Linked DNA regions of Mus musculus: region 2 is linked to region 1. A link is a contact called in ENCODE Hi-C or POLR2A ChIA-PET data. All regions are on one chromosome and are shown on one strand. The core of a region is the stretch at or near the end of the contact, and the rest is flanking DNA. Distances in the headings are between cores, read along the strand shown. Region 1 holds the start of Tbx1 (T-box 1). Region 2 holds the start of Gp1bb (glycoprotein Ib, beta polypeptide).

Region 1 (5,714 bases), core at 1,819-4,318:
AGAGCAACCAGGAGTTCCCGAAGTTTTTCACTTTCACTTCTCAGTATTAGCCGCACTGAGGTCCAGGATGTGGCTGCAGCCCTGGCGGGTTGTGGGGAGGTACTGGGGAAGACCTCAGCTTCTCCACCCTGGGATGAGGTACATCCCTATAATGCAAAATCGCCTGCCAGAGCCCTGCCCCTACATCCTCACGTGGGACTCAACTTATAGAGGCGCGGTGGACTATCTTTGATACTGCTGTATCTCTCCATAACTACTGCGACCTTATGCACCTGCCCAAGACTGGGCTCTCCTATCCAGCAGGAGACAATAAGCTATCCCTGCTCAGGAAAGGGGGAAAGACCCTGTGGCCCACCTAATCTCCAAACTACCCTCCTTAGACCTGCCCTAGGCCAGTGGGACAGGTCACTGTCATTGTCAGTCCCTGGATGGCCAGCCACTTAGGGCCCAAGAAACGACCTCTTGACAGCCTCCCTTTCTTAGCTGTCTGTCCTTAAGCTTTCAAGGACAGGCTAGGGCACCAGTCCAGTTACACACACCATCCCCTCCCACACCCCAATCTATTATACAAGTCCCAGTTACCCACTTCTTGCAGTCATGGCCTTGATCCTTCCACTTAGTTGCTGCTACAGCCCGGGAGGGAGGCCTGAGACTGTCAAAACCCTTGGAGAGGCTGCAGGCATCCCACTACATTCTGAGTCTGTTCAGCAGAGAGCCTACTAAGTCCTTGACCGAAAGTCCTTGGAAACTGGGCCTTGTCTAGTAGAATCTAGGAGGTTCTAGGCTTCATATCCTGTGCACAAAGGGCATAGGCATACTGAACGGGTCAGAGAGGCCCCCGAGATAGTAGGCGAAGAGAAGGTACCAGAGAAGTGGGGCATTGATGTAATCATGTCTTGAGGCCCGAACGCTGAGGCCTGGTCCTGCACCTTAGCAGTTAGGCCTTTCGTGTGGGCAGGCTGGCTGCAGGGTGGAGAGGGGACAGCACCCCACCATGCGGTCTGAATTTCTCCGACGTGTCCTCAGCTCCCTCGGCCGGTCAGGCCCCGCCCCCGGTCCTCCCTGCGCCCCGCTGGTGCGCAGGGAGGTCGGAGGAGCGGGCACTGCCCACCCTCCGGATGTAAAAGCGTCCTGGCCAGAGGCGGGCGGTGCGCGCGGGGTGCGCGTGACGCTCGGGCTCCAGGTCTTGTGCGGCCTGGGCGGCGTCCCACGGCTCGCTTCCCCACCACGAAAGCAAGCTGACCCAAAGGGCCTGTAGGGGCAATTGCTGGTGAGGTCCAGCTCTGCGGCACGGAGGGACGAAGGACTCCGCAAGCCCTGGGGCTATCTGCCTGTGGCCTGTGCGAGAGCCGGAGCTCTCTTACCCAGGTGCAGGGGCCGCCGGGGAGGAGGTGGAGGCAGGTGGGGCCAAGCAAGGGCAGGGCTAGACTCAGGCAGCATCTCAGTGCCTCGCCAATGCCCTGCCATCTCACATTGGGACTGAGTGTTCGAGACATAGAAGCTTCTTCTTGGGGCTGTAGACTCTGGTGGTGGCTTCGCCGAATAGAGGGGACGCCCAACCTCCGCAAAAGCTGCAGGATGTTCAAGGGGCGTTGGTCACACAGGGCCCCGGGAGGAGAGACCAGGGACAGAGAGCTTACAAGGCAGGAGGGCCCTGAATTTCCAGGGTGCTCCAAATGTTCGGACTCCTGGGCTAATATTGGCTGAAAATGGGGGGGGTCTCATGACGCCATAATCCCTTGGGCCCTGGACCGGCGGCTGTGAGTGGCACCACAGGCCCCCGCCCCCGGGCCCCCTGCGCTGGGCTGGGCGCGGTGCGGCTGGGCGTACGCAGTCGGAGGCGGCGCCGGTCAGGCCCGGGCGCCTATGGACGCGCGGAGCCCGCTGTCTGCCCGGGCCAGCGCGTTCAGCATCGCCTCTCTTGTTGCAGCCGAGGCCTCGGAGGGCACCGCCCACCGGGGCCCCAGGCCCTCGGACCGGGCGAAACTTCGCCGGCTACCAGGATCCCCAGCCGGGATGCACTTCAGCACAGTCACCAGGGACATGGAAGGTGAGCCCTTCTGTCCGCGTCTATACTGTCAGGCCGCCCGCCAGTCCCCTGCTGTGAGGCCCTGCGGCCCAGCGGGTGGGAAGGAGCTCTAGGCCGGGTGGGCTCCAACCTTGAAGCTGGGACTCTGGGACAGGAAGAAAGGGCGGCATTCCCCAAAGTCAGTCCACCCACCATCCTAGGACTCCAACTTCTGGGATTGAGCAGTCTTCTGAAGTCTGAAGAAGGGGCGCCTTTGAGCTGGAAGAAGCAAAGATGGTTAGAGAAGAGTCAGGGAACGCAGTAAAAGGAGGGGGCGGGGGAACAAAAACAAACAAACAAACAACAACAACAACAACAAAAACCAAAAATACAAATCAATGAGAGCAGCCAAGAGGGGAAAAAAAAGGAGAAAACAGAAAATATGACAAAGGTGAGAAAGGCAGATACACGCAAAGGAAATAAAGATAACGAAAGAGAAAATGAAGGATAGGATAGCTTGAGACAGAAATGTAACTTCATTAAAGAACAAGAGAAAGGCTGAAGATTCATTTACGATTGAAAGGGCAAAGACGAATAGTAGAGAACACACAAAAATAAGAGGAAGAAGTTAGACGGAAGGGAAGACATGAAAATTTGAAATTGGAGAGAGTGACACCGAGAAAAGAGAGAGGCAGGGGGTTTAAGAAGAAGCTGGAGCGAGAGAAAGGAGACAGAATGTGAGAAGTTGAAACCAGGGACACAAAAGGTAGAGGAAGAAGAACTTGGGGAGCGTCTGGCACAGAAGAAAAGCCAGAGCGCGCTGGCGGCGGGGAGGGCCGCGCACCGGCCCGTCGTCCCCGGAGCCGGTCGGAGCGGTCGGGGGGCCCGGGCCCGCGGAGCCTCGGCGGGGGAGGGGCGGGGGGAGGGGCACGGGCTATTGTCTCGGCGGGGCGGGGCGGGGCGGGGCGGCTCCGCGGGGCCGGCCCGCGGGGTGGGGCGGTGCGGCCCGGGGCGCGTGCGGCGCAGCGCCCGCCACTCGGCCCGCCGCGCGGGACGGCGCTCTGATCAGCGGCGGGTGGCCTTCGGGTCATGATCTCCGCCGTGTCTAGTCCGTGGCTCACGCAGCTCTCGCACTTCTGCGACGTTGCAGCCTTCGCAGCCAGCAGTCTGAGCGGCCTGGGATCCCCGTCGCCTGGCGCCGACCCGTTCGGCCCTCGCGAGCCGCCGCCACCGCGCTACGATCCGTGCGCTGCAGTCCCCGGTGCCCCGGGCCCGCCGCCGCCGCGCGCCTATCCTTTCGCGCCCGCCCCCGGGGCGGCTGGCAGCTCGGCGGCGGAGTCCGAGGGTCCGGGGGCTAGCCGCGCGGCTGCGGTCAAGGCTCCGGTGAAGAAGAACCCGAAGGTGGCCAGCGTGAGCGTGCAGCTGGAGATGAAGGCGCTGTGGGACGAGTTCAATCAGCTGGGCACCGAGATGATCGTCACCAAGGCAGGCAGGTCAGGCGCCCCTTCCCCGCGCCCCTGTCCACGTGCGTTCTGTGCCTCTGACTGCGTGTCAGGGATGCGCAGGAGCCCGGCTGAAAAGCGGATGAAGGTGCAGCGGGGCCACCTGCGAGTCCTTCTGGCCTCTCTGCTGACCCGGCTCCAGCGACAACCCGCGGAGCGCCAACCGCGAGTCCTGGGACTCTTCGAATTCGAGGGAAATCTTTGGGCCGAATGTGCGCCCGACTGCGGCGGTTAGGCAGCTGCCACCTAGGAAACTCCCGCGTGGGTTTCGTTCAGTATGTAGGGCAATCCAAAGAGCAAACATCCCCTAGGTGTATGGATAATTTTAGGAAAGAGTTAAGACCCTTAAAAGCCATTGCGCTCATTTTCCGGGAACTCGAGACCTGGTTTTCCTGGGCCTCAATTTTGGCCGCTTGTGGGCCCGGTTCTTCACAAGCCTGGCAGGGTATCCGTGCCAGTGCCTGGTTATTTGTTTTCAGGGCCGAGAGGGAAAAAGGAACAATTGCAGATGCTCCCGATTTGACCAGTAGACAAAGGCGGGTGCTGGGTTGTGTCTAATGTACACACCAGCTCCGTGGCCAAGGAGGCTCAGGGCCTGTTTGCAAAGCCTTCTCGAGGTTTCTGTTTCCCTGCTGTGCAGCCCTCCCTGGGGAACTTAGGCCTGTCCTTAGCTGCTGCTCTGTGGATTTTCTCCAGGCTCTTTAGCTGTCCATACCACCCAACACAGCCTCCTGAAGACAACAGCGGCTTGGCCTTCTGGTCCGGGCAGGCAAACGAGGGCCGTGAATGTCACTGGAGGGATTTAGAGGAGAGGGAGGAAATAGGAAAACATACGCTGAGCCTTTTGCAAACAGGTTCTTGGGGAGGCTCTGGCCAGGTCTTGAGAGTTGAAGGCTGGAGTGCTGGGGTGTCCGTGTGACTTGGGGGGAGGATGTTTGGGATCACTACTGCACCGGTTTCACTTTGTTGGACCCGGGAATTCTTTCACTTTGTTGGACGAAGCCAGGGAGGCTCTGAGAAGGGGAGACAAGTCCCGGGGCCCATATCTTAGTTATCCTGCTGCTGGCTGAGGCAAGGTCCAGAAAGTTCCAGAATTCCTGGGGCAAGGCTGTTTGTGTAAGCAAAGAAGTCAGAACAGGCGTTGGAATTCTGCAGCTGGGCACCTGGTTAGCCATTTCTGTGTTTCAGAAAGGGACCTGAGGCCTGACCTATTGCTGCCTTGCCCAGGGTTGGATAAGGGCCTACTTGAGATTAGAGAGCCAAGAAAGCAGCTTAAAGAGAGACCTGAAGGAAGGGCTGAGCTAGGGGCTGCCTGGCCAGAGAAGTTAAAGTGGAGAGTGTTCCTGTACTCCCCTACCTGAGGGACCTGACCTCCCTACCCCATCCCCAGACGAATGTTCCCCACGTTCCAAGTGAAGCTTTTTGGAATGGATCCCATGGCCGACTACATGCTGCTCATGGACTTTGTGCCCGTAGATGACAAGCGCTACCGGTGAGCCAGTCTTTGGGACCACTGAGACTAACTGTGTGTCCAGGGGACTGGGACGGGGTGGGGGTGTCCTTCCTGCTGACAGAATTCAAATGCCACCCACCCAAGCCGAGTAACTCTCTCATGACTTGGTCCTCCTGTACTGGCTGCCCCACAGACTGTTCCTGCCCTGCTCGGCCCTGCCTAACTCAGATTCCACCCTATATATTCTGAGCTGCCTCCTGAGCTTCTGGCAACAGGCAGCTCAGATGCCTTGGCCTGTGCGGTCTGCCACTTTACCCATGACTTCTGGTGACAGTCGCGTCCCCTTGCCCCATTTCTAGAGAACCTTCAGTTCCAGAGCTGGGCCGGAAAGGTGGGGTGGCTGGTAAAGATTGTGCAGGGTGGGCCCGGGCTGCTCAGACAATTAACAGTAATTAATAAAAGGAACATGGGCCACCCTGTGCCTAAAGCCACTGGCTAGTGACGCCAAATCCAGTCTCCGACCTTCTGGGCCCTGGGGCAGGCAGTCCCGCTTGCAGCGAAATTTAAGGAGGGGAATGGTTTCCTCTCTTTCTGCACCTAGACTTCCCTCGCCTTTTGTGTGCTGGGCCTTGGGAAGTTTTCTAGTTTATCCACAGTCCCCTCTCTTGGGAATCTTGCTTTCACCAAGATCACAAACAACTCTAAAGCTCTCCCAGGATTCTTCTGCCTTCTGCTCATGGACGGGGTGGGG
Region 2 (5,714 bases), core at 1,164-3,663, 35 kb before region 1:
CTGAATGGTGAGGAACGGGACCCCCTGCCCCCAAGTGCCATGACCTAGCAGGCAGCTCTGGGCGCTAGCTAGCTTCCTTCTCCCTCCTGCGCCTCTAGTTGGAAGCCCATCACTGACTATGTGGACCAGCAGTTTGAGCAGTATTTCCGTGATGAGAGTGGCCTGAACCGCAAGAACATCCAGGACAACCGGGTACACTGCTGCCTGTACTTCATCTCCCCGTTCGGACACGGGTGTGTGGCCGTCCTGGTGCCTGGGCTCAGGGTGGATGTTCCTGTCACTGCATCACTGCCCCCTCCCCCCAGCAATGCCCACCCTACTCTCTCTCTCTCTCTCTCTCTCTCTCTCCAGACTGAGGCCAGTGGATGTAGGCTTCATGAAGGCACTGCATGAGAAGGTGAACATCGTCCCACTCATCGCCAAAGCTGACTGCCTGGTGCCCAGTGAGATCCGGAAGCTGAAGGACAGAGTGAGTCTTCTGTAGCTAGCCAAGGGGCCTGGCCAAAAACTCCAGGGGAGCTGGCCCATGCCAAGTCAAGTGCTCTCTCTCTCTCTCTCTCTCTCTCTCTCTCTCTCTCTCTCTCTCTCTCTCGCCTGCTGCAGATACGTGAGGAGATCGACAAGTTTGGGATCCACGTGTACCAGTTTCCAGAATGTGATTCGGATGAAGATGAAGACTTCAAGCAACAGGACCGGGAACTGAAGGTGAGCATGTAACCAGGAGGGGCGGGGCAAGGAGGTAGCTGGGGCAGAGTATTGGAGGCCACGCAAACCCCGGGGGTGGGGGCTGAGCACCCAGGAGGTGCAACATGATGAGAGCAGGGGTCATTTGCTCACCGAAAAGAGGGTCTGTGCTCAGTCTCAAGGGTTACAGGATAAGGAAATCCCTGGTACCCCTGTCTGGTCTGTGGCGGGTCATGTGACCCTCCCCTGGGTGTTTACTTGAGCACTTATGGGTACCATTCTCACCTGCTTTCCAAGAATCAGCCCAGTGGCCCAGAGATGTGGCAAGTTCTAGTATCCGAGATAGAGAGCTCCAGAGGGTGGTGGCTTTGAATACCCCAGAGGCCAGAGAGGTTGTGACAGAGAGCTAAGCCAGGAACTAGGGCCTTTGGGCCAGAAGCAGATGGCAGCGCCATCTACCAGTAAGCATGGTCTTGGCTTTGACTTGAACCGTGGAGGAAGCTCCTGGAAGCATCCAGTGCCAGAGAAGTGCCTGGCGTTGTGGCAGAAACCCCAAGGCCTTTAGCCCCACAGGCTTTGTGGCTTTTGTGGGTAGCAAAGACACCCACAGAGGGACCATGCCATGGGAGGGGGATGATGGCAGTGCTGGAATGGCCTCTGAGCCAGCTGCTCTTACAGACTAGGCTGGGCTGGGTCCTTGCTCCCCTTCCCCAGGAAAGTGCACCCTTCGCCGTTATTGGCAGCAACACTGTGGTGGAGGCCAAGGGGCAGCGGGTCCGGGGGCGACTGTACCCCTGGGGGATCGTCGAAGGTGAGATGAGGCAGGAGGCTGGGTGAGGGGTGGGTGGCTCCCCTAGACTGACACCGACTCATCGTCGATCCTGCCCACAGTGGAGAATCAGGCGCACTGCGACTTTGTGAAGCTCCGCAACATGCTCATCCGCACTCACATGCACGACCTCAAAGATGTGACGTGCGACGTGCACTATGAGAACTACCGTGCCCACTGCATCCAGCAGATGACCAGGTGGGCCACCCGCACCAGTAGCAGGCCAGGCGGCTCCCACCCTCCTAACCCGAACCTCCCAACAAGCACAGCCCTCTCATTCCACAGCAAACTCACCCAGGACAGCCGCATGGAGAGCCCCATTCCTATCCTCCCACTACCCACACCGGATGCGGAGACCGAGAAGCTCATCAGGATGAAGGATGAAGAGGTGGGTGGATATCAGGAGTAGGGCCGAGATTGTGAACAGGGTAGGGAGGAGAAGCAGAGGGCAGAGCTACAGCTCTCCTGCCTTTTCTCACTCTGACTTGGGTCGCCCCCACCACCAGCTAAGGCGCATGCAGGAGATGTTGCAGAAGATGAAGCAGCAAATGCAAGACCAGTGACACCCGCCCCAGCCCCACGTCGTCGACAAGGATAGACGGCCGGTTTCCGGGCTGGCCCCTCCTACCCCTGGATCCCAGACTGTCCTGGATTCCACCCTGGGTTCATCTGGATCTCAGAAGGCCTGGACCTCACCCTAATCCAAAGTGGCTTTGACCAGACTGTTCAGACCTGGAGCCACAGAGCCACAGCCCCCAGATGACCCTAATTTATTCTCGGCGTCCACCCTTCCCGGTCATTTGTATCTGCTTCCGAGTGCTCTGAATCACAGCCCCTCCCCAACCTCCTGCCCCCGCCCCACCCCGCACCTCCCCGCCTATCATAAGGGAACAAGATGTGCACAACCTCCAAGATCTCCCTTCCTAGAAGATCACTGCCCCCCAGCGGGCCAATAAACCAGGGTAGAGGAGGGACGTGGATGCAGGATCTTGGGCCTATTACCCAAGCTAGTGCTGCAGAGTGGAGTTGGGAGGCCCCCCTCTGCCGATTCCAGTGGGCTACGAAGCATTTGCTAATGGCCTACTGAGCGCGGAAGTAGGCCGGTTCCTCCCTTACTCCCTAATCATGCTCTGTTCAGGATCGGAGGCGGCGGGGTTTGGAGGCTAAGGCCTTTAGGAAGACCCCAGATCTAGAGGCTTCTGGGAGGAAGGCGGGGCCGCGATGCTCTAGACCGCTCGCGCCCCTTCCTGAGTCTACCTGAAGGACTCCAAGGGCGGTAGAGACGGGGTGTCCCTATGCCTAGACTACTTTCGTCCACCCATAGGTCAAGGTCTTTTCTTCCCAGCAACTCTGTTGCACAAGGATTCCAGCCCTTGGCCTCCTCCATATCTCCACCCGCATGATTCCTCCCCACACACCCCATGCTCCGTTTTGTTCAGTTGTGAATGCCGCGTCCTGTCCTGGTGACAGGAGAACAAAGTTGGTGAACGTCGCACCGAGTGTCCGAGTGTTCCATGAGCCCCTGGGAGCGGGCGGGGGGACGGAAGCCCGGGCTGCCTGCGGCCCCAGGCGATAGTACCCTATCTGCCTTCGCAACGCCCTTGCGCGCCGGCTCGGAGTTATTTCTGGCCAGGCGGCAGAATTGTGGTCTGTTGCTGTAGACTCAGGCAGGCTCTCGGGCCAACGCCTCTCCAGAACGAAGTAGGCCACCATCCTCTCGCCATGGGCTCCCGTGAGTTCTGGGGTCGGGTCTGCAGCTTTCTAGGAAGAGCCACGGTCAGGAGGTGTTCTAGTTTGGGCATCAATAGGCAAAGTCTTGGATCAGAGGTGGATGGAAACTCGAGCCAGCGCCCAGAGTGGCCGGGGTGGAGGGACCTGCGGACTCGTGGGATGCTGGTCCTAGGAGCTGGCGGGAGCAGCGCCGACGGTCCCAAGGATGCTCCCGCCTCATCCTAGTGCTTCTCTTTCAGGGCCCCGTGGGGCGCTGAGCCTGCTGCTTCTGTTGCTAGCGCTGCTCAGCCGCCCAGCCTCTGGCTGCCCCGCGCCATGCAGCTGCGCAGGGACGCTCGTGGACTGTGGGCGCCGCGGGCTGACCTGGGCGTCGCTGCCGGCTGCCTTCCCTCCCGACACCACCGAATTGGTGCTGACCGGCAACAACCTGACGGCGCTGCCGCCCGGGCTTCTGGACGCGTTGCCTGCTCTGCGCGCAGCACACCTGGGCGCCAACCCCTGGCGCTGCGACTGCCGCCTATTGCCGCTGCGCGCCTGGCTGGCCGGCCGCCCGGAGCGCGCGCCCTACCGCGACCTGCGCTGTGTCGCGCCCCCAGCGCTGCGCGGCCGCTTGCTGCCCTACGTGGCGGAGGATGAGCTGCGGGCCGCGTGCGCACCCGGTCTACTCTGCTGGGGAGCACTGGTGGCCCAGCTAGCACTGCTGGTCCTCGGGCTGCTACACGCGCTGCTATTGGCACTTCTACTAGGTCGCCTGCGGAGGCTGCGCGCGCGTGCGCGCGCACGCTCCATCCAAGAGTTCTCTCTCACAGCCCCGCTGGTGGCCGAGTCGGCCAGAGGTGGTGCATCCTAAGAAAGGACAGGCACTGAGCAACAAGGACCTGCAAACTTTACAGGTCCCTGCAGGAGGACCCTCACCTTCACCTGGATCCGCCTTGGCCTCTACCCTTGCCCAACCTCCCAGACCCGAGCTCTGCAAGCCTGAATCAACATGGTGCCAAACTGATTCCAGTACTACCAGAGTGAAGCAACCTTGAGTCTTCAGAGCCTAGAGTGATGGAACAGCCCAGTCTCCTGCCAGACTCCTCACTGAATAAACCGTTCTCCTCATTTGGCGGTTTCTGTACCACCCGACTTTGCCAAATTCTAGAAAGGGCCTGAGGGAATGTTGTTAAAAGGGACATAATCACTTCTTCACACGCTGCCAAACTGGCCTAGGGCAAGCAGGAGTCGATGGATAAAACTCCCTGTACCCAGCTGTCTCCGAGTTCATTCTTAGTGAGAATGCTGTGAATAGAGAGATCCCTCTGGCACTGAGGAAGCTTGAAACAGCACAGGCAGGCAGCTTGGTCCTCAAAGGGTTGGCTTGTGTGGACAACCAGGGTCATGAGAACCTCTCAAGGACAACTTAGGAGTTGAGGTGACCCTGCTGTGTGGACAGCTGTTAGAGCGCCCAGAGACAGATGGGAGTTGGGATGACTCAAAACCAGGTGACTGTAGCCTGTGGCCCAGTGGGGACTCCATGGGCGATGAACTCTGAAGGGTAGGGAAGGCCAAGTGACAGAGACATGACCTAAGGGGCTGCAGGTATGAGTTTAACCAGAGTCTCTGAAATGTGCTGTGGAGTGAATCAGGCCTCCTCCCACAACCCTGGCCCCTCCAAGTGTTCTCAGATCTTCCTATCCCATCTCACCAACTGACAGCCCCAGCAGTCTCAGCCCTCCTGACAGTCCCCCTGACTAACAGAACAGTCACCACACTACCCCACACCTGCCCAGGTCATTATATATGCTATTTCTAGTCTGGTTCAAGGTTCTCCAGCAAGTCCCCTACCTCACAGCTCAGGACAGAGAACACTTCCGAGCTACTCTGGAGCTGGAAAACTAGGTACAGTTTCCTCCCTGGGAACCCAAAGGAGCAGAATGGCACATCCCCCAGTACTGGAACCAGCCTGGGTGCCAGGCTTGATGTGAGTCCCACCTGATTGCCTCTACACATACTGGATGCTTTTGTTCCTGACAATCCTGATCCTGATGAAGAACCATGGGTCTGGGCACAGGAAAGCACTAGGCCTCCTCTGACCACCACTGACCAGGTCGGGAGGCTGTAGCTGACACGGCCTTTGTCTTGGCCTTTGTGGGACAAGACAGATGACCCTCCAGTAGGCTGATGCTATCTAGAGGCTGCCAGTCAGACTTGAGGCATAAGCCACCCCCCTCCTTTGTGGGCAGGGGCAGGGCATCCGGCCCATTGTGGGCTGCAGGGAACTGTGAACTTGTCCATCCGGCCTTATCAATGCATCAGGGACAGGGACAGTGGTCCTCTTTGTTCACCCTCCCCAGGGGTGGCCTGTCACCCCAGAAGCCCTGGTTGAGGTACACAGATAACACCTTAAAGTCAGTTGAACACAGTATGGGGAGGGGCATCCCCTCTGCTTTTCAGAGGAGCAAAGCAGGTGTCAAGAAACTCTTCA

What was found. Hi-C counts contacts between places; a loop is a spot of excess contacts on that map. ChIA-PET counts read pairs that join two places held with the same protein, here RNA polymerase II (POLR2A).
Region 2: a loop to region 1 is called in a map of mouse embryonic stem cell, with 2.8 times the contacts of the local background. The contact joins the promoter of Gp1bb here to the promoter of Tbx1 in region 1. A Hi-C loop is called at or near these places in 2 of 37 maps with a recorded cell type or tissue (ES-E14 and mouse embryonic stem cell). POLR2A ChIA-PET finds 5 or more read pairs at or near these places in 2 of 5 experiments (both embryonic stem cell).

What each region holds. Positions count from the first base shown.
Region 1 is chr16:18,584,323-18,590,036 of GRCm38, reverse strand. Tbx1 (T-box 1) reads left to right here and starts at 3,068. Exons shown (of 7, transcript NM_011532.2): 1 at 3,068-3,501; 2 at 4,901-5,002. The coding sequence starts at 3,098. It overlaps Gm35369 (a long non-coding RNA gene), which reads right to left and starts at 1,238. Exons shown (of 4, transcript XR_384718.3): 1 at 587-1,238.
Region 2 is chr16:18,619,102-18,624,815 of GRCm38, reverse strand. Gp1bb (glycoprotein Ib, beta polypeptide) reads left to right here and starts at 2,413. Exons shown (of 2, transcript NM_010327.2): 1 at 2,413-3,245; 2 at 3,484-4,497. The coding sequence starts at 3,236. The coding sequence ends at 4,094. Septin5 (septin 5) reads left to right here. Exons shown (of 12, transcript NM_213614.2): 5 at 1-7; 6 at 99-233; 7 at 352-469; 8 at 604-705; 9 at 1,399-1,495; 10 at 1,576-1,711; 11 at 1,799-1,901; 12 at 2,020-3,005. The coding sequence ends at 2,076.